3 separate regions of the Homo sapiens genome follow, and all the other regions are linked to region 3. A link is a loop called in an ENCODE intact Hi-C map of the cell type or tissue named here. Cell type or tissue: ascending aorta. All regions are shown on one strand. Region 1 has its middle 32 kb from the start of SLC35G2. Region 2 overlaps NCK1 (NCK adaptor protein 1). Region 3 overlaps IL20RB (interleukin 20 receptor subunit beta).

The links. A loop is a pair of places that touch in the nucleus more often than their neighbours do. Peaks named below come from ENCODE experiments on the same cell type or tissue, not always from the same donor. Only the 100,000 strongest peaks of a DNase experiment are listed, where the experiment ranks them.
Region 1: a loop joins it to region 3, with 3 times the contacts of the local background. A loop is called at or near these places in 4 of 110 quality-filtered maps.
Region 2: it touches region 3 in a loop (2.7-fold over the local background); 23 of 110 quality-filtered maps call a loop at or near these places.

Annotation. Positions count from the first base shown.
Region 1 is chr3:136,782,879-136,790,878 of GRCh38, forward strand. No RefSeq gene overlaps it. Among named protein-coding and RNA genes, the nearest start is that of SLC35G2, 32 kb to the right of the region's middle. In ascending aorta, no CTCF peak of the experiment used is centred here; DNase peaks (open chromatin) are centred at 3,491 and 4,769; H3K4me3 peaks cover 1,518 bases; H3K27ac peaks cover 3,354 bases.
Region 2 is chr3:136,945,248-136,953,247 of GRCh38, forward strand. NCK1 (NCK adaptor protein 1) reads left to right here. Exons shown (of 4, transcript NM_001291999.2): 3 at 336-1,048; 4 at 3,012-6,359. The coding sequence ends at 3,206. It overlaps IL20RB-AS1 (IL20RB antisense RNA 1), which reads right to left. Exons shown (of 4, transcript NR_183729.1): 4 at 739-1,084. Among named protein-coding and RNA genes, the nearest start is that of IL20RB, 8.7 kb to the right of the region's middle. In ascending aorta, a CTCF peak has its summit at 4,672 (motif pointing right); no DNase peak of the experiment used is centred here.
Region 3 is chr3:137,009,717-137,017,716 of GRCh38, forward strand. IL20RB (interleukin 20 receptor subunit beta) reads left to right here. Exons shown (of 7, transcript NM_144717.4): 7 at 397-1,369. The coding sequence ends at 507. Among named protein-coding and RNA genes, the nearest start is that of IL20RB-AS1, 32 kb to the left of the region's middle. RefSeq lists a cis regulatory region at 4,062-5,074. In ascending aorta, a CTCF peak has its summit at 4,363 (motif pointing left); DNase peaks (open chromatin) are centred at 4,345 and 4,795; H3K4me3 peaks cover 1,285 bases; H3K27ac peaks cover 1,599 bases.

The DNA of each region.
Region 1 (8,000 bases), 230 kb before region 3:
AATTAAAAAAAAAAAATTGGTTGTTTCTGGACAGGCACAGTGGCTCATGCCTGTAATCCTAGTGCTTTGCGTGGTCAAGGCAGGAGGATTGATTGAGGCCAGGAGTTCAAGACCAGCCTGGGCAACACAGTGAGACCATGTCTCTACAAAAAATTAGAAAATTAGCCAGACATGTTGGTGCAACCCTGTAGTCCCAGCTACTCTGGAGGCTGAAGTGGAAGGATCTCTTGAGCCCCCGAGTTCAAGGCTGCAGTGAGCTATGATGACACCACTACACTCCAGCCTGGGAGACAGAGCAAGACCCTGTGTCAAAAATAAATAAATAAATAATTGATTGTTTCCCTTCTACCTTTGATTCTGGCACTATGCTTGTCCACTTCTTGAAATTCACTGATAGCTGGGTGTGGTGGCTCGCACCTGTAATCCCAGCACTATAGGAGGCTGAGGCAGGTAGATTGCTTGAGCTTAGGAGTTTGAGTGACTAGCCTGGGCAACATGGCGAAACCCCATCTCTAATAAAAATACAAAAAAATTAGCCAGGCATGATGGTGCATGCCTGTAGTCCCAGCTACTCGGGAGGCTGAGGCACGAGAATCGGTTGAACTCAGGAGGCAGAGGTTGCAGTGAGCCGAGATCGCACCACTGCACTCCAGCCTGGGTAACAGAGCAAGACGACTCTGTTTCAAAAAAAAAAAGGAAAGAAAAAGAAATTCACTGATGGTTAATTATTTGGTCTTGATGGCAGCAAAGGAGCAGTGAGGCATATGTTTCACATTTCTTGATGGGATCTTCTCTGGCCCCTAGCCTGCTGGCTTTTTGAAATGAAAGAAATACAAGTGCCAACAAGGGCCCTGAGTGAATGCAGCCTAACCTGCACTCATCACGTGCAGCAGCAGCTGCAGCCTCTGAAAAGGGCTGATCTCAAGTTGCATGTGGCCAGGAGGCAGAGCTGGGAGGTCAGCACAGAAGCTGGCCCTCATCCTGTCCTAATTCTGTTTTGAATGGAACATGTGATCACTCTGGCATCCCAAGGAGAAGTAGCAGAGGGCACAGGACTTAGTGCTTCCAAAGTTGATAGGAGTCTTGAAGGACATCCCAGATGTGAAAATGCTCCATTAACTGCGATGCATTGGACAATCACCAGGCGAGATTTCTGTTTGTGTTTCTTTTATAGTGTGGCTGACCTTATAAAATAAATACTGCTTCCTTGGCAAAAGAATTTAAGTTCCCTCCAAGAGCTAGGGCACCCTGATGCCCTGGAACATGCCTTCGGCTTGACTCACAAGTCAACACGAGGTTTGGATTCTAATCCCGGATCTTCTGTTACCTTAATCTCAATCTCTCCTCCAAAGCAAGAGAATTGGACTCCATGACTACTGAGTTCAGGCCCAGCTGGGTTAAACTGATGGGTTCTTTTTTTTTTTTTTTGAGACGGAGTCTCGCTCTGTTGCCCAGGCTGGAGTGCAGTGGTGCGATCTCGGCTCACTGCAAGCTTCACCTCCTGGGTTCACGCCATTCTCCTGCCTCAGCCTGCTGAGTAGCTGGGACTACAGGCGCCCGCCACCTCGCCCGGCTAATTTTTTGTATTTTTAGTAGAGACGGGGTTTCACCGTGTTAGCCAGGATGGTCTCGATCTCCTGACCTCGTGATCCACCCACCTCGGCCTCCCAAAGTGCTGGGATTACAGGCGTGAGCCGCCGCGCCCGGCCAAACTGATGGATTCTAAAGGGAATTGGACATATTGAGGTGCAGAACAAACTGGTATGCAGAGAAAAGAACACTAATTAGAGTCACCGTCACCGGGACTCTGCCTCTCTATATTACTCTTCTTTTCTTCTCAGTTGGCTGTTCCCAAAACGGGCTCAAGCAGCTGCAGGCAGGCATTGTACTAATTTCACGGTGAGCAAAAGGAAAGATTATTTTCCCTCATGGTTCCAGAAGAAGTTGCAGAATTAAATCTCATTGTCTAAGATTAACTTGGTTGGGACACATGCAGTAGTGGATGTTTTGGCACTCCACTCAGATCCCTTTTATCAGCTGGTGCACCCCTTCCATTCTTTACCCTTTCCCCCACTCCCTGCAGCTATTTTGAGGCTGTGGCCAGCAGTTTAAACCTGTGACCTTGGTTTATGAGAGGTGTTTTAGGTTGTCAAAAGCCTCCTAGCCTAGGGATGCCGGGGAAGTTACACTGTCTCAATATATAGACTAATAACTAATAGATATGGAGTTTCTTAACAGGCTAACCTCCTTGCTTCAAGGCAGAAACAACTCTGTAGTGTAATTTGTGTTCCAGAGGCAAGCTTCCCTCTCCACACACAAAACCAGACCAAGACTAGATTTTACCTGACATCAGGTCGTTACTTGGCTCCTTCTCCTTCTCTATCTTGCTCCCTTACAGGTTTCTCTAAGAGCATTCCCTGCCTTTCTTACATCTGAATCCTTGCCTCAGGCTCTGCTTCTAGGGAACTTCATCCAAGACACATTTCTGAACCAGTCATTGAAGGAGTGGCTAAGTGTTTCTTAGGGACAAACCAGGTAATATGCCCATCTACACCTCATAAACCTGAATTACTGAATGTTTCATGGAGGACTTTGGTTTGTTTAGTACTATAACCCCAATATTCAAAATAATTCATTTACTTGTATTACGAAAATAAATCAAGGAAAGAATGGACTGAGTGTGTGTGTGTTTGAATCCTTGAAATGGAAGAAATATAGTGCCAACAAGGGACCTGAGTGAGTGCAGCCCAGCCTGAATTTACGACGTGCAGCCAAAACGGCTGCTCTCAGCTTGCATGTATGTGGCCAAGAGGCAGAGCTGATAGGTCAGCACAGAAGCTGGCCCTCATCCTGTCATCCTGTCTCAATTTCTTTTTTCTTTTTTTCTTTTTCTTTTTTGAGATGGAGTCTCATTCTGTTACCCAGGCTGAAGTGTAGTGGCATGATCTTGGCTCACTGCAACCTCAACCTCCATCTAAGGCAGTGATTCTCCTGCCTTAGCCTCCCTAGTTAGTAGCTGGGATTACAGGTGCCCGCCACCATGCCAAGCAAATTTTTGTATTTTTAGTGGAGATGGGGTTTCACCATGTTGGCCAGGTTGGTCTCAAACTTCTGACCTCAAGTGATCTGCCTGCCTGTGCTTCCCAATGTGCTGGGATTACAGTCATGATAAACTTATTTTATTTTATTTATTTATTTTTGTGTGTGTGTGTGACAGAGTTTTACTCTGTTGCCCAGGCTGGAGAGCAGTGGCACGATCTTGGCTCACTGCAACCTCTGCCTCCCAGGTTCAAGCAATTCTCTTGTCTCAGCCTCCTGAATAACTGGGACTACAGACGCATGCCACCACACCTGGCTAATTTTTGTAGTTTTTTAGATACAAAAAAAGAGATGGGATTTCACTGTGTTGGCCAGACTGGTCTCGAATGCCTGACCTCAAGTGATCTGCCTGCCTCAGCCTCCCGAAGTGCTGGGAATTACAGGAGTGAGCCACTGCGCCCTGCCCGATTTTGTTTTGAATGGAACATGTGATCACTCTGATATTCAAAGGAGTAGTAGCAGAGAGCACAGGACTTGGTGCCCTCCAAAGCCTATGGGAGTCTTGAAGGATATTCCAAATGTGGAAAAAAAATATTTTTTTCCCAAGAAAATTTGTGCGTGTGAAAGAGTGTGTGTGTGTGTGTGTGTGTGTGTGTGTGTGTGTGTATGACTGTTACCAGAAGAAAGGGGATTGAATGTAGGAATGTGGAATGATAACTATGCACTACAACGATAAACAAGCGGAACTGAACTTAAAAACCAAAGCTTTCACTCTGCCAAAGACCAAATTTTTGTTAATGACCATACATGCCAAGCATTTGTGATTCTAAGCACTGCTTTCACTTTAGGATTAAAAAAATATCCTAGGAAGTGTGTTTGTTGCTTATTTGTTATCTGGTGAGTAATGGAATTACTTCAAGTAGATAATGAAAATCCGCTTTTTATTTAATATAAGAATTGCAGAGAGCAGAAACTAAAATCCTGTAAACAATTTCTTGCTGAGTCATTCACCCTTGCTCAAGACAAGCTTTCACTTTGCACTGAATTTTAATGTGATGTTTCTTCATCTTCCCCCACCTTCTGTACCATAGTCAGCTAGTCAGTAATTTCTCTTTGACCAGAGTGATACTGTCCTCCCAGAATGGTCAGGCAGACAGCTGAGACATTTCTAGGGATCTCCATACTTTTTCACTTCCAAGGATCCATTCATGATCTTTCTCCCAAGGATCCATGGGTGTAAGACCTCATTGCAACACAAACTATGCGTCTGGAAAATAATTAATTTGTGTCCTCAAAATTTATTAATTGTAGTAACCATGCTGGTATAATTCTAGCACAAACTAAAGCAGTTTTTTAGTTACTTTTAAAAGCACTCTCATGAGTTAAAGCGGGATTTCTATCAAGCTTTCTGAAATAATGAAAATGTTGGAAGTCATTAAATAACTTTATTCCAGGGAGATATATGTTTGCAAAGATAATTCTGGTTTGGGTAGGAGAAAAGCCAAGTCAGGGAGATCTGCCAGAAGACTGTTTTGGTAGTCCAAAGAGAGAGAGATTTGTTAATAAAGAGAAGCATGAGAAATGCCCTTTGGAGTAAAATTGACTACCTCAGAGTGTCTAGCTTCACTGTGCTAAATAAGGCAGGACCTGCTGTGCAGAGACCAAAACTAACAAGTCTCTCAGAACCACTGTACTCAGCATCTCCCCTGAACAGTCTGTGTAGCTGTCACCAGGTGGCACGTGGTAGGAATCTGGGTCATGCTGTGTAACCTTCCTGGTTAGGCCACGAAGAAGTGAGAGAAGTGCAGTCCATATGATTTGGTCCATAAATACAAAACTTCTCCTTGATATGAATTAACCAACTACTAACAGGGCCAAATGATAACATTCATGAGCTTTGGGCAGTTTTGAATCTGTGGGCCCTTCCCTCCATAATAAATATTAAAAATTATATTTTATAACTGCATTGGTATAAAGATGAATATAATCCATGCTGGTTTCTTTTTTTTTATTGTGGTAAAATATACATAACATTTCCCATTTTAACCATTTTTAACCATACAGTTCAGTGGCTTTAAGTACACTGGATTCTTTTTATATGTTTATTATTATTTATTTATTTTTATTTATTCTGATTTTAAAAGAAATTAAAATTAAAACATTCTGCAGGCCCTTAAAAGTATCTCGGTCCCTAGATACTGTGCTAGCTGTACCTAATGGATGAGTTGGCCATGACTATTAGATGGCAAAAAAAGGGCAAGAAAGAGCAAATTTGAAATGTACTCAAACTCATTTTACAGTTCACACACACAAAATGACATTCCAACTTGCTTTTCCTTTCTGCAGGGAGACATTAATCCTAGGAAGCAGTGTGTTTACTGGATGGAACACAGGACTATGGCACACTGAGATCAAGCATTATTTTTGTCCCATACTAGGTATGTATCATACTCAGCACAATGTGGAGCTCAGACAGGCCCATGCGAGGAGCCCAAGGGGGTCAGTGCCAGCAGACTCAGAAACAGCACCAGCTCCAGGCTAAGAGGTTGGGGCAGAGACTCCAGATGAAGGCCAGGACAGCTCCCAGGGGTCCAATAGGAATAATCCAAAGTTCAGTAGGGGACATATGTACCAATCATAGCCACAAACTAGAGAATGGAAACAAATAAACAAAGGAGGGAACTGAGGCAAGAAGACCAAATGCCAGTCAGGCCCGCTTGAGCCTCTTTTATTTTAAATGTTTTGAGGAGACAGAGTCTTGCTATATTGCCTAGGCTGGTCTTGAACTCCTGGCCTCAAGTGATCCTCCCACCTCGGTCTCCCAAAGTGTTGGGATTACAGGCATGAGCCACCATGCCTGGCCTGAGTATCCTTATTCTTTTTTTTTCTTTGAGATGAAGTCTCACTTTTGTTGCCCAGGCTAGAGTGCGATGGCGTGATCTCTGCTCACTGCAATCTCAGCCTCCTGGGTTCAAGCGATTCTCCTGCCTCAGCCTTCTGAGTAGCTGGGATTACAGGCACCTGCCACCATGCCCAGTTAATTTTTGTATTTTTAGTAGAGACGGAGTTTCACCATGTTGGCCAGGTTGGTCTCAAACTCCTGACCTCGGCCATCTGCCTGCCTCGGCCTCCCAGAGGGCTGGGATTACAGGCATGAGCCACCGTAAGCTGAGTCTCCTTGTTCTTACTGCAAGTGCTACTGTTGCCTGGAACTGTGTGCCCTTGGGCATTTCTTCTCTCCAAGCCTCCGATTGCCTATCTATGCAATTAGAAATTGGACTAATGACCCCTCAGATCCTATAAACCTTTTTGCCTGTTTCCAGCTTCTTAGTAGCCTCACCCTTTTTCCTGTTCTAGTACTAGATGATTGAAATTCAGAGATTAATGCTCAAGTTTTAGAGTAGAGGTTGCAAATTTATAGCTGCAAGGCCAAATCCAACCACAGGAGAACTTTGTTTGGCTTGCTCAACATCTTAAAATTTTGTCACGCCTGTGATCCCAGCACTTTGGGAGGCCAAGGCGGGCACATCACAAGGTCAGGAGATCGAGACCATCCTGGCTAACACGGTGACACCCCATCTCTAATAAAAATACAAAAAAAAAAAAAATTAGCTGGGTGTGGTGGCATGCGTCTGTAGTCCCAGCTACTCGGGAGCTGAGGCAGGAGAATCGCTTGAACCTGGGAGGCGGAGGTTGCAGTGAGCCGAGATTGCACCACTGCACTCCAGCCTGGGCGACAGAGTGAGATTCTGTCACAAAACAGAACAAAACAAAACAAAACAAAACAAAACAAAACAAACTTTGAATTAATTCCCAACATCCAAAAAATCAGGAGATGACTCATAAAAATCTGAATTTCTGCCTTCTCTTGAAAAGTTGTCAGCTCTCCATTCCTTGGCTTTGTGTTCCCACGTGACCTTTGCTGGAACTGAGTAGAATCTATCCCTTCTAGATGAGGCACAAATTCCCCAGGGTGCCACAATCTCCCCCAGCCTACTTCACTGTTGTCTTGTCCCTGTAGGCAGTTGGATGTGCTCCCTCTGCAGTCAAAGGTCAAAGTTTTTCTTACCTTACTCACCTCTCCAGGGCCCAGGTACTGTCCATTACTGAGGCTGCTTGAAGCTGAACTTCAGGCCTCCCAAGCCATCCCCTTGTGGCTAGGTCTGAACAAAGCCTTTGAGCACTAAGTCTTCCACAGCACATCTCCCGATGGTGACCATGATCCAATGAGTAGTTTTCCCTGTTACTCATCTGCCTCCTGATAGATGTACTACATCTGGAGATGTGGAATTCCTCTGCCAAGATGTGCTTCTGCCCTTTTGGGACATTGACTAGATAGTCCAGAGGTGCCTGCCTCCAAGGATCCAGTCATTTACAGGCTGAAAGGCTGAAGAGGGGAAGCATCAGCTGGAAGTTCTTGCCAAGAAGGAGGAACCAAGAGAGCATGGGAACTGGAAACCATGGAGATAGCACAGACTGTGTGCCCACCTGCCACTGCCACAGGACACCCCCTATAAAATCCACCTTCTATGTCTCTTCATAAATGGGCTCTGTGGCTGGGAGCAGTGGCTCATGCCTATAATCTCAGCACTTTGGGAGGCCAAGGCGGGTGGATCATGAGGTCAGATCCTGGCCAAGATGAAAAAGAAAAAAGAAAAAAAGAAAAAGAAAAAGAAAGAAAAGAAAGAAAAAGAAGAAGATAGCAAAAAGAAAAAGAAAAAAGAAATGGGCTCTGTGTTTCCTCTATAAAACATCTCAAATACAACAGGTATCGAATAGAATGAGCTTTTAAAACAGTTCTACATGGTTTTGCTCACAGTAGGTTGAAACAATTCCACCAAAATGATATATAAATGGAATGAAGAATTAAAGAGTAGTGCCATTTTCTGGTTATTTTCCTGAGTCAGTTCTAATATCACCCACTCTGCAATATCTTTTCCCCTTCCCCTCCCCTATCACTA
Region 2 (8,000 bases), 64 kb before region 3:
AGCTATGAAAGAAATCTATATTTACATTTAAGAGGGAATTCATTAATTTAGGACAACTTTATAATTATGTTATATAGTTATTTCAGGGCCTTTGACAAGAGAAAAGATGGTGAACTGTCATATAATAACAAATTAAATATTTATTTGGTTAAGAAAAAGAAAATTTGCATCTTATTTCCAAAAAGATGATTTTTAACTACATAGAAATTTGTTATATTTAAAAGCTTTAAAGATCTATATAGAGTTGAAGATCTCTTTTTAATAATGAATAAGTTCATTCTTTTGGTAATCATTTTTTTATATTCTCCTCTCATGGCCCTTTTTAATTTCAACAGGCATTGGAAAAGTGAAAAGAAAACCTAGTGTGCCAGATTCTGCATCTCCTGCTGATGATAGTTTTGTTGACCCAGGGGAACGTCTCTATGACCTCAACATGCCCGCTTATGTGAAATTTAACTACATGGCTGAGAGAGAGGATGAATTATCATTGATAAAGGGGACAAAGGTGATCGTCATGGAGAAATGCAGTGATGGGTGGTGGCGTGGTAGCTACAATGGACAAGTTGGATGGTTCCCTTCAAACTATGTAACTGAAGAAGGTGACAGTCCTTTGGGTGACCATGTGGGTTCTCTGTCAGAGAAATTAGCAGCAGTCGTCAATAACCTAAATACTGGGCAAGTGTTGCATGTGGTACAGGCTCTTTACCCATTCAGCTCATCTAATGATGAAGAACTTAATTTCGAGAAAGGAGATGTAATGGATGTTATTGAAAAACCTGAAAATGACCCAGAGTGGTGGAAATGCAGGAAGATCAATGGTATGGTTGGTCTAGTACCAAAAAACTATGTTACCGTTATGCAGAATAATCCATTAACTTCAGGTTTGGAACCATCACCTCCACAGTGTGATTACATTAGGCCTTCACTCACTGGAAAGTTTGCTGGCAATCCTTGGTATTATGGCAAAGTCACCAGGCATCAAGCAGAAATGGCATTAAATGAAAGAGGACATGAAGGGGATTTCCTCATTCGTGATAGTGAATCTTCGGTAAGTTGATTTTCGGAGGTAAATACAAATAGAGCTCTGGGTATTTTAAAAAAAAGAGAGAGAGAAATGGAGAGGTTAAGTGGCTTCCCTAAAGTTAACCAGGTAACAAGCTGGGACGTAACATAAGCATAAATGTTCCAAAGCTAAAGTCCGCATTCTTTCTAGCTATCTATTTTGAATAAAAGAGAGCTGTGGCAGTGTTGCTACACACTGAATTATTTCGTCTTGTCTAGTTCTGTTGATTTTGCATTCCTGATATATTTTCTGTTTCTGTTGCATTAAACTAAATGGAGAAAATGGAACACTGGCCTCTTCATTGAGAGTAGAATAATACTATAGATTAAACTGGGAAACATTTAAAAAATTGCTATTGGATGCAATGTGTAAGAAGGTAGTCACTGTAGTCCTTATGACATAGGAAATCCCTGAATTTAAAAAATTGATATTAAGTTTCTTCATAAATTGGTTACTTGGAAATTGGAATGCACTTTTATTATAACCTCAAAAAACCTATTTTAGCAGTGTTTGAAATGCATTTGCAATAAAAGATAAATTATATTGCAATACTAGTAAACAATAAAACTATAAAACCATAAAAGTTGAAAAATAATATGGTTTCATGGTCTCTTTTAGATACTGCTTAGGATATTAGAATTTGATGACACTCATTTTCCTTAAAAATGGCCTTTCTTTTTCCTTGATGAAAGATATCACTACTTTTCCATTTATTAAATCATGGTTAATCTTGGCTTTGCGTGAGTATATTTGTACAAAAGGGAATGTGTAATTGCACAAAATTTTGAAAGAAAATGTGTGGAAGTGGGGTGTGGTGGGGAGAGAGATTAATTGAACTTCCTGATGTGAAGTTCAGGAAAATGGGGCCTGTGCCTAATCCCTCAGAAAAGCAGTTGGTTGGCAGTAGGGAAGAGTGATGACATCCATTTTCTGTTAGTTGCCTGATCTGGCTCACTGTTTGAAACTTTGGGAGTAACTGTAGAAAAAGAGGCTTTGGGGGTTGATATAGACTGTAACAACAACAACAAAACTAATTAAAAAGAAGATAGCTTGAATGCAGAATTGTATGTATTTTCTTGTGGGTAATTGAGTGTAGATATTAGACAAAATGCAATATATACCATTATTTTTAGCAGTATACTTTTTAAGGTTAGAGGTCTCAAGTAGGCATATTTTGTTTAGCCTTCACAGTGTTTTTTAAACATTTAAATTCATTGCCGATATTTAAATATTAGGATATTTATTATAAAAATTCAGACTTTAGACCATTTAAAATTGGAAGAACTACCAACATTGAGACCCGGTTCCTGCAAGGCAACAATCACAGCTGAGAAGTCACCACTTGTTTAGATTGGTGATACACTGTCATTTCCTCTGCCCATCTACCTTTCCACTCTGACACTTATTTACATTATTCTTTTGGCTCTTGTAGGCATTTGAGTTTGTAGCCTCTCCTTAAAGTTTAGATTAATTCTCATTTGTGTATTCTTCATTTTTGGGAATTCAGCATGTTATCTCTAAGACAGCTACTGTTAGCTACACATTGAAAAGGGGTTGGGTGGGTATCTTAGACTTTCTCATGTGTTTCTCTGACTGGAGAGAAGATAGCTCTTGTTCTTCAAATATTTAACTAAAGGATTTGCTGTGGGTGTCTGCTGTTGGAGCCGTGGGTGTTAAGAGACTTTTGATTATGCAGGTTTGAATCCTGGCTCTGTTGTTAACTAGATGGATGATATTGGCCAAGTTATTAATAGCTTCTTTGAGACTCAGTTTTCACATGTGTAAAAAGGGTTTGTTTTGAAGAGTAAAGGAGATAATCTATGTAAATAATTTACCATGGTGCCTAGGACTTAGTAAGTGCTTAGATTTTAGCTTTTAGTTTAATATAAAAATACTGATAGAGGGCTTTCAAAATGTTTACTATATGTATCTTTTTTTTCTCTTTTAGCCAAATGATTTCTCAGTATCACTAAAAGCACAAGGGAAAAACAAGCATTTTAAAGTCCAACTAAAAGAGACTGTCTACTGCATTGGGCAGCGTAAATTCAGCACCATGGAAGAACTTGTAGAACATTACAAAAAGGCACCAATTTTTACAAGTGAACAAGGAGAAAAATTATATCTTGTCAAGCATTTATCATGATACTGCTGACCAGAAGTGACTGCTGTGTAGCTGTAATTTGTCATGTAATTGAAGACTGAGAAAATGTTGGGTCCAGTCGTGCTTGATTGGAAATTGTTGTTTCTAAATCTATATGAGAATTGACAATAAGTATTTTTATTATAACTCAGCCCATACATATATACTATGTATGCAGTGCATCTGCATAGAACAGTTCCTTATCCTTGGCCTTCTGTTTTATTGTTTTTTTCTTTGCTGTTTTCCCTTTGCTTCTAATATTACAGTTTTGTATTTTGTAAACAAAAATCAAATAATGCATATCAGAATCTTTATATGGAAGAAATCCTTTATTGCCTTTCCTTTGTTTCCTTGTAAAGGCACCCTGTTCTGTTATGGTTTTTCATTATATAAAATTATTATATCTATATATGACATATGCTAAAATTTCTTGGAGAGTGTTAATCTTTTCTGTGACTAAATAGCAATAATAAGTGGAAAATTAGAAATTATTTCCAGGTATTATATTTGTCACAGGCCATTGTAAATACCAAGTATATTGTGTCTGCCATAATTTTTAAAAATACATTCATTGTCTTCAGTCATACAGCAAGACACATGAGACATAGATTAGAAAACATGTTGTACAATTTTAATTTACAACTGTTGGAAATAAAAATCACTTAATTTTTTTCCAGTGCTTCTCCCTCATCTGGTTATTCAAGAAAACAAAACAGTCTCTGAGATATTTAGCTTTTCAAACTGTAAATAGATGCTCTAGTGTTATTTATTTTTTTAATCCCACTTGTATTATTTTACCTCTAGAGCATCTTGTATTAGGACATGTTATATTTATGCCAGTGGGAAATAAGTTATGGCCAAGTTTTGCAAAAACAGGAAGCAGTGAGATACTTGTTTTTTTCTCCTCACTAAATATCAGTAATTGTCAGGAATGGTATTACCTATTTTCATTTCCTCTTTTCAGCTTTAAGTTTTGTTGATTGGGACACTAAAACTGATGTATACCTGAGGAAAAAATAGAATGTGCTCATGGTTAGGGAAAATTATATTATTTTTAATTTTTTAATTTGTTTTTTAACCAAGTAGGAATTTGGGTGTATGGATAAGAGGCCAATCTGCTTCTGTAGGCTATAGAAGAAAACCAGTTGTATTTTATGGTCATAATTTGTCCCCCTATTATTCTGGAGATTTAAATTTAAGTAAAGTAGCCATCAGTATTTTAATTGAAAAATACTAAAGCCACATAACTGAGTAGGATGTCGTATGATACTTTCAACAAATTCCCTAATGCTGCCTAAGCATATGGATGTTTTAATTCTTTGCTGTTATAAATAGATATCTAATACGCCAGAATTACTGATGGTAAAATTGAAGTTGTGTAACTTGTGAATTTTTTTTATCAATGTTTTAAATATTATTTAAATCTTAAAATCATTTAAAGACTTATGTTGCCACTGGGTGGCAGCCATGGCTTCTCCCACTAAGCAACAGAAGTGACCAAATATAATTAAGACAAATTTTCATCTCTATTACATCTGCTTTTAAAACATTTTAGTTCATATTCTATTATTTTTCTAACTCAGTACTCCTTTGTTGAGGGTAATTATTAGTAGTTAAGTTTTTAATGGAAATAAAAATCATGTATGCTTATCTTTGCTGTAAAATCAAATGAATATAAATTGAGGAAAACTTTAAATTGTTGTAGGATGACTAGTAGTAAACATCATCTTAATTTTTAACATATATTTGATGATGCTTTCCTTTTCTCTGTATGTTTCTGGGTTTTCCCCCAGTCTTCCTTATGAAAAAAATGTATGTTTGTAAAAAGAGAACAATTAATGCTTTGCATCACAGACATAAACTATTCATAGTAAACTGCACTGAGCTGATATTAATAGAGCAGACTTTTGAGAAAGTAGGAGTGTAGTAGCACTGGAAACAGAATGCAAATTTCTGTTCCATAATTAGGTTTATTGTAGCTATAGCGCTCCCAGATAACCCATGTGTGCTAGTAATATCTATTGTGTGCTCTTACTATGGTATAAAAACCTCGCTGGAAGCTACTTATTTTGTACTTAAATATTTTACCAATTTTTAAAAAGTCTTAATCCAATGCTTATACCAGTGACTGTTTTTATAATACTTGAAGTAACTTTAAGAACTGAAACAACCCTGGAAAACTCTACATAGCTAGATAGTAACAATACTTGTATAAGAAACCAAGTTTCCTTATTCCCAGCCTGGTGTCTGTATCGTGACACACTACTCTGTGTATGCTTGGTTTTAGACTAGGAGGAGAGTCCTGGGAAGGGCAATATTACAGAAGTTTTCTTCCACATGAGGAGAATGCTTAGTTTCAAATTTAAATACATGTGTCAGATGGAACCCTGCCTAACTCACTTCTACAAATAACTTCCCCAAAATCTTAGAAGGTTTTTTAGAACATGATATAAGCTTTGTGACAAAAACAAATGCCATTGTGTCCCTTATTTAGTCATAAAACCTTAGGATTCAGCTGAATATATATTCACACATGTATATTACACATATATCACTATACAGTTAACACATGCACCTTGCACTATTAGTGACAAATAATACTGCTAAACAAAATAGGCTTCATGCAATCTATTGCCATTGCTAGAAGAATAAATAGGCCTAGCAGATGGGCAACTTGGGTTGTTAGAATAAGGTCATTCTTGCAGAATATGGCACTTAAATTATCTCCAGCTGTAATGTCCTACCATATAATCCAGAGGTTGCATAGAAGCAGAGTTGTCACAGTCTCTGTAGCACGTTTGTGAGAATTCTCTAGGCAGGCCCAGCCCTTCTCTAGAAGTTTGAATTTCACTCCCACCTTGTTGCTGGGGTACCTTCTTCAGGGTACATCTAAACACAGTGGCCTTATACAGAAATGTTGTTCAACCCACACAGTGCTTTAAAAAATTAATTGCCAACATTTAAAAATCAGGGAGTTTCACATAAAATTCAGACTTCTTGTTTCCCTTTAAAAATGAGAAGCTAATAACATGAGTTGAATTCCCACAAGTCAACAATGAGCTGGAATCTAATATGGATGGTCCTCTTATCTTTACCAGTGCACATGGTGAAAAAATTCAAACAGTATAATAAAGTCTTCTTTCAAGTCAAAATATAGAGACGAATCTCTGAAACGTTTTATTTGGGAAGCAAGAATTGTAATTCAGGGCATATACACAGACAGTAGTTTTTGGTATGTCTAAAGAACAGAGAAGATGGGGAGTTTTATTATAAAGAGAAATGTTACGTATGTTTTGAAAGAAAACTCATTGGTTCTAGATAAGTTTTTGGGAGGTGGCAAGCTCTGATTGGTGTGTGACAGTGATAGGTAAAACCAGTCTTAGAGTCACAGCAGGTCATTTCAGCAGCTACTAGGTAAAACTGGTCTTAGGGTTTACAGTAGTCTGTTTAAGTAGCTGGGCTTGTGGAAAACTGAGTTCTTGGAGCAGCTGCTATGTCCTTCATGTACTTTTTCCCCTTAATGCATTGAATCTGATTTGGTTGGGTATGACAATAATTACCCAATTTGTATAATTAACTTTCACACTCCCAACCCTTATCCCCCTAGTTGAGATCTCCAGATGCAGTTTACTCTCCCTGTTTTTCCTATAACATGGAAAGTTTTGGGTTTGGAATCTGGAAATTACCATTTTTTTCAGAAACACTCAGTTACATTGTCCAAATCAAGAAATGAGGAGTGTGGCATTACAGTACTCCCTAAGTTTTCCATTTTAATACTTTGCTAGAAGATAAGGGGTCCTTTATAATCTTGCATTTATATAGAACTTTTAACTTTCCAAATGGCTTCACAATCAAGGTCACTTTTTTTCTTAAAGGACTTTTGATATAGTATAGATGCTATCTTATGTTTTGAACACTACTGTTTTTTAAAGAATGCCAAATTACTGTTTCTGGAGAAACACATTATTAGAAGCATTGGCTTGCTACTCGATTCTGATAGGCTGGTTCTGTTAGTGTTTAGCAAGTTTTTGTGACTCAATTCTCTGCTATCTTTTAAACACTTGACAGACCAGCATGATATGCATGCCCCCACACCCTAATTTCTTGCTGTAACATGACCTAAACCAAATGACTTAGGAACTGAAATGTTTATTTCTAGTTTACTAATGAGGTGCACCTTGTATCTGAAAGCATACATAGTTTGCTGAGATATGTTTAATGAGTAGAACCTAGGTTAGGCTTGGTGGGGTTTTGAACAGAGGAGGAGTTTGAGCTATCAGCCACCTTGTTCACAGAGGGAAGTGTTCTAAATTAGTGTCTTTGAGAATATTTCCTGGCGGGTTAAAAGTAGATTTCTAAGGTAGTTGCTTTAAATAAATTTCTGTGCTCAGATAATTTATATCTTTAGACTGTGGAGAAATCTTTCAGATAGCCTTCATGAAATTACTGAGACAAAAAGGTGAATTCCAGAATGAGACTGTTAAGTGTTGTCTATTTTAGGCTAAACACAGGAATGGTTATTAAATTGATATTTTTTGAGTACTTTTGAAGGAAACAGTAATCATTGAGTAAGGATGGCTTCTCTAGGAGAAGTAATGTCAAACTTGATGTTTTCTAGACTTAATAGGCAAGGGGGATGTTACAGAGAACAAATTCATCAAGGCATATGATGATGTCAAGATGCAAATATTTTTTTTAATTGTTACATCTCTATATGATTTTATGTTTAAATAGCTTTTGGAGATACTCGTAATCAATTTATCCAACCAACTCACCTCAAATATTTTATTGCTGAGC
Region 3 (8,000 bases):
GTGGAGAGGGAGCCTTGCTATGTTGCCCAGGCTGGTCTCTAAGTCCTGGGCTCAAGCGATCTGCCTGTTTCAGCCTCCCAAGGCAGGTGTGAGCCATTGCACCTGCCTTTAATTTTTTTTTTAAGAACCAGAATTACATTCTGGGTTTTTGTGGGGCAGGGTCTTAGAATGAGGAACTCTGACCAAGCAGGGCTTCAAGGGAACTGTAGGGTAGTGAACTGGGAGATATTCTTAGCAAATGTTGGAAGCCCCTGATCTAGGGCTTGAAATTGTTTTTTGGTTTTTGTTTTTGCTGCTTGGAAATTAATTAATCAAATAGTTAAAAATGTAATAATATTCTTTAGTATTACTACTACTGCTATCCTCTAATGAATATTAATGAAAATTATTTTTCAGAAAATAACCAATTCACCCCAGAAGTTAATCAGCTGCAGAAGGGAGGAGGTGGATGCCTGTGCCACGGCTGTGATGTCTCCTGAGGAACTCCTCAGGGCCTGGATCTCATAGGTTTGCGGAAGGGCCCAGGTGAAGCCGAGAACCTGGTCTGCATGACATGGAAACCATGAGGGGACAAGTTGTGTTTCTGTTTTCCGCCACGGACAAGGGATGAGAGAAGTAGGAAGAGCCTGTTGTCTACAAGTCTAGAAGCAACCATCAGAGGCAGGGTGGTTTGTCTAACAGAACACTGACTGAGGCTTAGGGGATGTGACCTCTAGACTGGGGGCTGCCACTTGCTGGCTGAGCAACCCTGGGAAAAGTGACTTCATCCCTTCGGTCCTAAGTTTTCTCATCTGTAATGGGGGAATTACCTACACACCTGCTAAACACACACACACAGAGTCTCTCTCTATATATACACACGTACACATAAATACACCCAGCACTTGCAAGGCTAGAGGGAAACTGGTGACACTCTACAGTCTGACTGATTCAGTGTTTCTGGAGAGCAGGACATAAATGTATGATGAGAATGATCAAGGACTCTACACACTGGGTGGCTTGGAGAGCCCACTTTCCCAGAATAATCCTTGAGAGAAAAGGAATCATGGGAGCAATGGTGTTGAGTTCACTTCAAGCCCAATGCCGGTGCAGAGGGGAATGGCTTAGCGAGCTCTACAGTAGGTGACCTGGAGGAAGGTCACAGCCACACTGAAAATGGGATGTGCATGAACACGGAGGATCCATGAACTACTGTAAAGTGTTGACAGTGTGTGCACACTGCAGACAGCAGGTGAAATGTATGTGTGCAATGCGACGAGAATGCAGAAGTCAGTAACATGTGCATGTTTGTTGTGCTCCTTTTTTCTGTTGGTAAAGTACAGAATTCAGCAAATAAAAAGGGCCACCCTGGCCAAAAGCGGTCTTTAAAGTTCTAGTTACATTTTCAACCTCAAGTCCAGAGAGGCTCCAAAGGATACCTTTGGTCAAGAGGACTCGGGGTGGGGGTGGGGGTGGGGATGGGAGCAGCGGAGGAGCAGCCCCAGAAGTCCAGAGCCCAGGGCTGCCTGGTTGGGGGCAGCCTCTGGCTGCATGAGAACCCCAACTGAGGCAGCTGGCATAAGCTTCGCCTGGTTAGGTGCTCCTAAGCCTTTCCTGTTGGCCCCACCCCACAGGAAATCCCTGGGGAACCCTCTTTTCCTTGACAGCTTACTCAGGGTATCCCCAGCCCCTCTTAGTCTGCTCATTTAGGACCTACCTCTGGAAGCTTCTACCCACCCCTTTGCCCCACCAGGTGAAGAAAAGAGCCAACCACAGAGAAGGAATGATGGGAGGAAACTTCTTGAGGGGTGAAGGGATTGATGGGCAGGGCCTGCGCCTTGCTTTCTAACCCCCTCGAAGCTCTGGAGCCTCCAAGTTGGTTTATCTTCACCCTCACTTCCTGGGCCCTTTCCAGCCAGCCCAGTGGTGGGACAGTCTAACTGCATCAACTGGGTGTTTCCCCAGAGGCCCACAGCCCTTCACCACCTGGAGGGGTCTCTCCAGGAGCATGAGATCGCTCAAGACCCGTTCCTTCTTTTCCTTTGTGTTATTTTGTATGCTTCTCTGTGTTGTTCGTTAGAGGGTGTGTGCTAATTTTATATTTGACCTAAACTAGAAACACACTTTCAGTTTGCAAAAACAAAGACCATATTACTATTCCAGTCATCACCCTCCCTCCTCTCTCTTCCTGCCCCCTTATGGTGGGGTGGTGGGGGGCACTATCCTTCTGTCACAGCCCAGGCGCAGAACTGAGAAAGGACCCTGACCTCCATCTGCTTGAGTCTCTCACAACTATTCCCAGTGCCCATCCATTTTTTGGCATCTATAGGTACACAGAGATTTCTCTTGATTCTTCTGTTGTCTCCCCTTGCCCTGAATGTGCATTTATGGAGCCCCAGCCATGCACCCGACCTGCCAGCCCCCATTGGTGGAGGGGCTGCCTCCTCTACAGCTGGCTGTTCCCTCTCCCCTGGAGCACTTCTATCCCAAGTCCCCAGGCCTCCTCCCTGCCCCTCCAATGCATTTATCCCTACATCTGGACACTTACATGAGTGAAAAGGAATGTGATTAGTAATTACGGCAGGACCACAGCTGTAAATCGGGACTCCTCTGGGCAAACCAGGAGCCAGGTCACTCTCATCATAAGGCACAGCTTCCTGCCACATTCTTTTTCTAGAAGCTCCAACCCTCCAGATGCCCAGTCACTGAGTCCAGGGGCTCAGGCTCAGCACTACTGGCTTGCTTTGTTTTCACAGTTTCTCATTGAGTCCTGTGGGAATTGGGGGAAGTACTTGTGTGTGTGTGTTGTGGGGGGATAAGTATTTGGGAGCAGCCTAGAGTGGCTTCTGCTGTTTCACTGAAGACTGTCTCTTGCAGGCCAACCCAGTAGAGTCCCCTGAGCCCCCAGAATCAAGCCCAGCTTTCTTAGTCCTGCCTTTAGGGTGCAACTGCCAGGGTCCAGTGAATAAAATCCCTGCTCCATGAGGCTTACATTCCAATGGGGTAAGGGAGAAATAATAACACAATAACAGTATTATTATTCAGTGAATTATTTAGTATATTGGGAGTTTGTAAGTCACGGTAAAATGAAAAAGTAGAGCAGAAAACGGGGGCTGGGGGCAGGTTGCAGCCTCTTCAAAATGAAAGTGGATGGAAACAATGGACCCAGAACTACCTGTCAGATAAGTCCCTGCATAGCCACATGGTGTGAGATATTATGAGAGATTCTAGAACAAAGTAATTTGGCAACAAATCCGTAGGTGTATGTAGTCTAAAACAAAAACTTTATTGAGTATTTATCCCTTTGTATTGATAGTGTATTTTTGCAACTATTATCTTATCAGATAAAGCAAGTAAATAATATATATTTTGTATATTTTGATAAGAATCTAGATTTTAGGATTAGTGACAAGGAAGGCTAATTTTAGGATCCCAAATTTGACTAAGAACAGGGCACTGTTGGAACTGAATCAAACATATTAATATGAAGTCATGTCTTTATGAAACATGACATTAAAAATATTTTGACTTTTTTCCACTGAAATGGCCCAGGAGAAATGTCACCTCCACAATGCATCTTAATGCTAAGATTTTGGTTTCTAGTGTTAGTTTTCTCCCAAAGGAGCCAAAGTTTCTTGGAGCAGTAATGGATGCCATGTCAGTTTGGAGTTGAAAGGTACAAGGTAATCTTAAAACACCTATACCTTTTTGAGACAGAAAGCAAAGCATTAAATAAGGGTCATTCAAAATTACACAAGGAACAATCTATACAGGGCTCCTCCTGGCCAAAGTTGGGACAATATAAGCACCAGAAGGAGAATATTGGCTGGCACAATTGATACCATATATTTGAAAAGTCATCAGTCCATGACACCCAAGAAGAGCGAAGCTACCATAATGCATTCTCAGAGAAGATGAATCTAATAGAATGCATTTCTACTTGTTATTCAATCGTGTTGGGCTTATCGACTCGTTTATCGTGTCAATGAGGAATACCAGTAAATGTAAATCCATCAGTCAGAAGGCATTTTTTCTCCTCTAAAGGCTCCTCTCCGCCCCTTAACGTCCAGTCTTTCCCCACTTGGCTCTCCCTGTCCTGTCAAGGGGTTCGGTGGAAAAGTCTTTTAAGTTCCCTTCACAGAAGAATTGTAGACTCTGCCGGTCTAGTCTCTGGGCCAACCCTCCCCGTCTCTTTAGTAAAGATGTTTTTTATTATTTTCCTTGTGCCGTGTATTATCCTTAGGCTAGAGTAACTTTCCGGGCCTGCAGACCTCTTGGTTTCCTTTCAATCTGGAGGACTTGATCCCATGGCCAGCTTCGGAGCTCACCAGGAGGGGAAGACCCATTACATCCACGGGCGTCTGGCGCCACCTTGTGGTCAGTGCTGAAAATGTTTTCTGTTCCCACTCGCAATGAAACTCCCTGGGCTTCCTGGATGAAGAAAGGAAAGCTCAGGTCGGTTTCCTAGAATAATAACTCAGTTACACAGTTTCCACGGGCTTGGTCCTTAACAAACCTCCACTGTCACTGGTGGAGTTAGAATTTAGCAGCCACCTTCTCCTCGCTCTGTGTCTGTATCTGTCCCGAGCTCATGGTTTGGGGCTTCACGCTGTACCCACGGCTCTCGCTCTTTTCTGGGACCTTGGCCTCTCGCACTCTCCTGTCTGTTGATCTTTCCACCATGCTGCCATTCCCTACCTCTCGGAAATAGACTTTTTTTGGATGTCTTTTTGTTTTCCTTCTGTGTGACCTATTTGTAGGATCCCTTTACTAGACTGACTTTCCAGGAGTGTTCCTCAGCCCCCGCACAGATCAGTAGGGAGGAGCCTGCCTGCTGCTTGCTCATGCTAAACCAGCGTGCTGCCCAGCCTGTGAAGTTTGGAACTGGAACACTAGAGTTGGCCCCAAATTACAGCTTTCTCTTCTGGCTCCTGGGACTCCCAGTTTCTTCAGCAACAACAACAAAACCTGGAAAAACGTATCCTTGCCAGAGGTGGGAGAATGAGGCTCACAAAAGGAAAACACGGACCTTTCTTGTCTCCCCCAGTGAGAGGTTGCAAGATCAGGTTGTAAAACCCCATTAAGGAGGACCTTAGAGGAAGAACTGAGCAAGGAGCCTTCTCAGGTGCCTGCAAACATCTCCAAGAGCAAAAGTATAAATCCTCATATTGTGGAGGAGGTACATGTTCCTGGTTCCTTCACTGGACCTCACTGAGAAAATTAAACAAACAACAACAACAACAACTACGTTAAAAAACAACCCCACAAAAACAAAAAAACAAAAACAAAAAAAACCCTGGTGGCCGGGCGCGGTGGCTCACGCCTGTAATTCCAGCACTTTGGGAGGCCGAGGCGGGTGGATCACCTTAGGTCAGGAGTTCGAGACCAGCCTGACTAACATGGTGAAACCCCGTCTCTACTAAAAATACAAAAATCAGCCGGATGTAGTGGCAGGCGCCTGTAATCCCAGCTACTCGGGAGACTGAGGCAGGAGAATCCCTTGAACCCGGGAGGCAGAGGTTGCAGTGAGCTGAGATCCCGCCATTGCACTCCAGCCTGGTCAACAGAGCGAGACTCCGTCTCAAACAAACAAACAAACAAAAAAACCATCCTGGCGTTTGGAGAAATGAGTGCCTGAACAAACCTCAGTAACTTCTAAATTTTGCCTCTGTACCTAAAACAGCTCCTCTAGGAAGTGGCCACATGCCTCCAAATTTCCTGGAGATGCCAGCCAGTCTTCTATGAAATTGCCTCAGTATAAGATTAGGCCTACAAAACATCATCTTGAGTTTCTGGCCCTAGGAGATCACAGCCCAGAAAGTAGGCCCCTCTGATGTCATCCCACCTGCATCAATCACGAGGACAAGCTTTCCCAGGTGAAATCATTTCATTGACATTAACTGCTCACTGTCTCACTTGAACTTTTTTTTTTTTTTTTTGAGATGGAGTCTTGCTCTGTCAACCAGGCTGGAGTGCAGTGGTGCTATCTTGGCTCACTGCAACCTCCGCTTCCCCGCTTCAAGCGATTCTACTGTCTCAGCCTCCTGGGTAGCTGGGATTACAGGCACCTGGCACCATGCCCAGCTAATTTTTGTATTTTTAGTAGAGACAGGGTTTCGCCGTGTTGGCCAGGCTGGTCTTGAACTCCTGACCTCAGGTGATCCGCCTGCCTCAGCCTCCCAAAGTGCTGGGATTACAGGCATGAGCCACTGCGCCCTGCCTCACTTGAACTTTTGAGTCTTGCAATTGGAAATAGATCAAAATGGAATAGTTTTCCCCTTTTCTTGGCCTCACCCCAGATCAGGCCTAGATTATGGAGGGCCAGTGAGGTGGAACGCTTACTGTGTGTTTTTGTTTTTGTTTTTGTTTTTAGACAGGGGTCTTGCTCTGTCACCCAGGCTGGAGTGCAGTGGCGTGATCTTAGCTCACTGCAACCTCCATCTCCCGGGTTCAAGCGTTTCTCCTGCCTCAGCCTCCCAAGTAGCTGGGATTACAGGCACCTGCCACCACACCTGGCTAGTTTTTGTATTTTTAGTAGAGACAACGTTTCCCAATGTTGCCCAGGCTGGTCTCGAACTCCTGGCTTCAAGTGATCTGCCCGCCTCGGCCTCCCAAAGTGCTGGGATTGCAGGCGTGAGCCACCGCCTGTGTTTTAAATGAAGAGTTTCAGTTTAGCTGATGGCAGCAAATAGAAGCTGAAATTTAAATACAAGTAACATTAAGTAACATCTCCCTCTGTTGCAACTTTGGGTTGACAAAGGCAAGGCTCAGGTTAAAGAACTGATAAAAACTTGGTCATGAGGTGTGGGTCTCATCATGTTGCTTAAAAACAAAAAGCCCAGCTTCCAGAGATGTGCATGGTGTTGATTGTGGCAGAGGGTATGAGAAAGTGGGGCCCACTCTTTTCTTTGGCTAATGACTCATTTAAAAACTCATTTGTCACCTAAAACATTTATTCCAAAATTGGGATTTTTAAATTAAATGCTATTTAAAACTTCAGAAAGGAATTAAAAACTTGATAATTGAAACAGGTGATATGTCAATTCACCTTTTAAATTCAAATAATATAGTTCAGAATAAATCATAAAATTTGGGAAGAATTTGGATTTCTTCACCAACACTAAATAGCTATTGCATAAGTGTGTGCTGTAATTGTAAACACTGGTGTATTTTACAAACTGGTTTTATTGGAATCCATGTAGTCTGAAAATTGTATGATTCTGTAAAAAAGTTTCCACTTGAACTTTCTGAGAACGGTTTAAAGGTGAAATAATCTGATACACTTCTCTGTCAATAAAAAATAAATCATGATATAATTGGACATATCTGCTCATGTGTTTTTTTTTTAGATGGAGTCTCTCTCTGTTGCACAGGCTGGAGTGTGGTGGCACCATCATGACTCACTGCAACCTCCATCTCCTGGGTTCAAGCAATTCTCCTGCCTCAGCCTCCAGAGTAGCTGGGATTACAGGTGCTTATGTATTTTTTTTTCTTTTTCTTTTTTTCATTATACTTTAAGTTCTAGGGTACATGTGCACAACGTGCAGGTCTGTTACATATGTATACATGTGCCATGTTGATGTGCTGCACCCAGTAACTCGTCATTTAACATTAGGTATATCTCCTAAAGCTATCCCTCCCCCCTTCCCCCACCCCACAACAGGCCCCCAGTGTGATGTTCTCCTTCTGTGTCCAAGTGTTCTCATTGTTCAATTCCCACCTATGAGTGAGAACATGTGGTGTTTGGTTTTTTGTCCTTGTGATAGCTTGCTGAGAATGATGGTTTCCAGCTTCATCCATGTCCCTACAAAGGACATGAACTCATCCTTTTTCATGGCTGCATAGTATTCCATGGTGTATATGTGCCACATTTTCTTAATCCAGTCTATCATTGATGGACATTTGGGTTGGTTCCAAGTCTTTGCTATTGTGAATAGTGCCTCAGTAAACATACGTGTACATGTGTCTTTATAGCAGCATGATTTATAATCTTTTGGGTATATACCCAGTAATGGGATTGC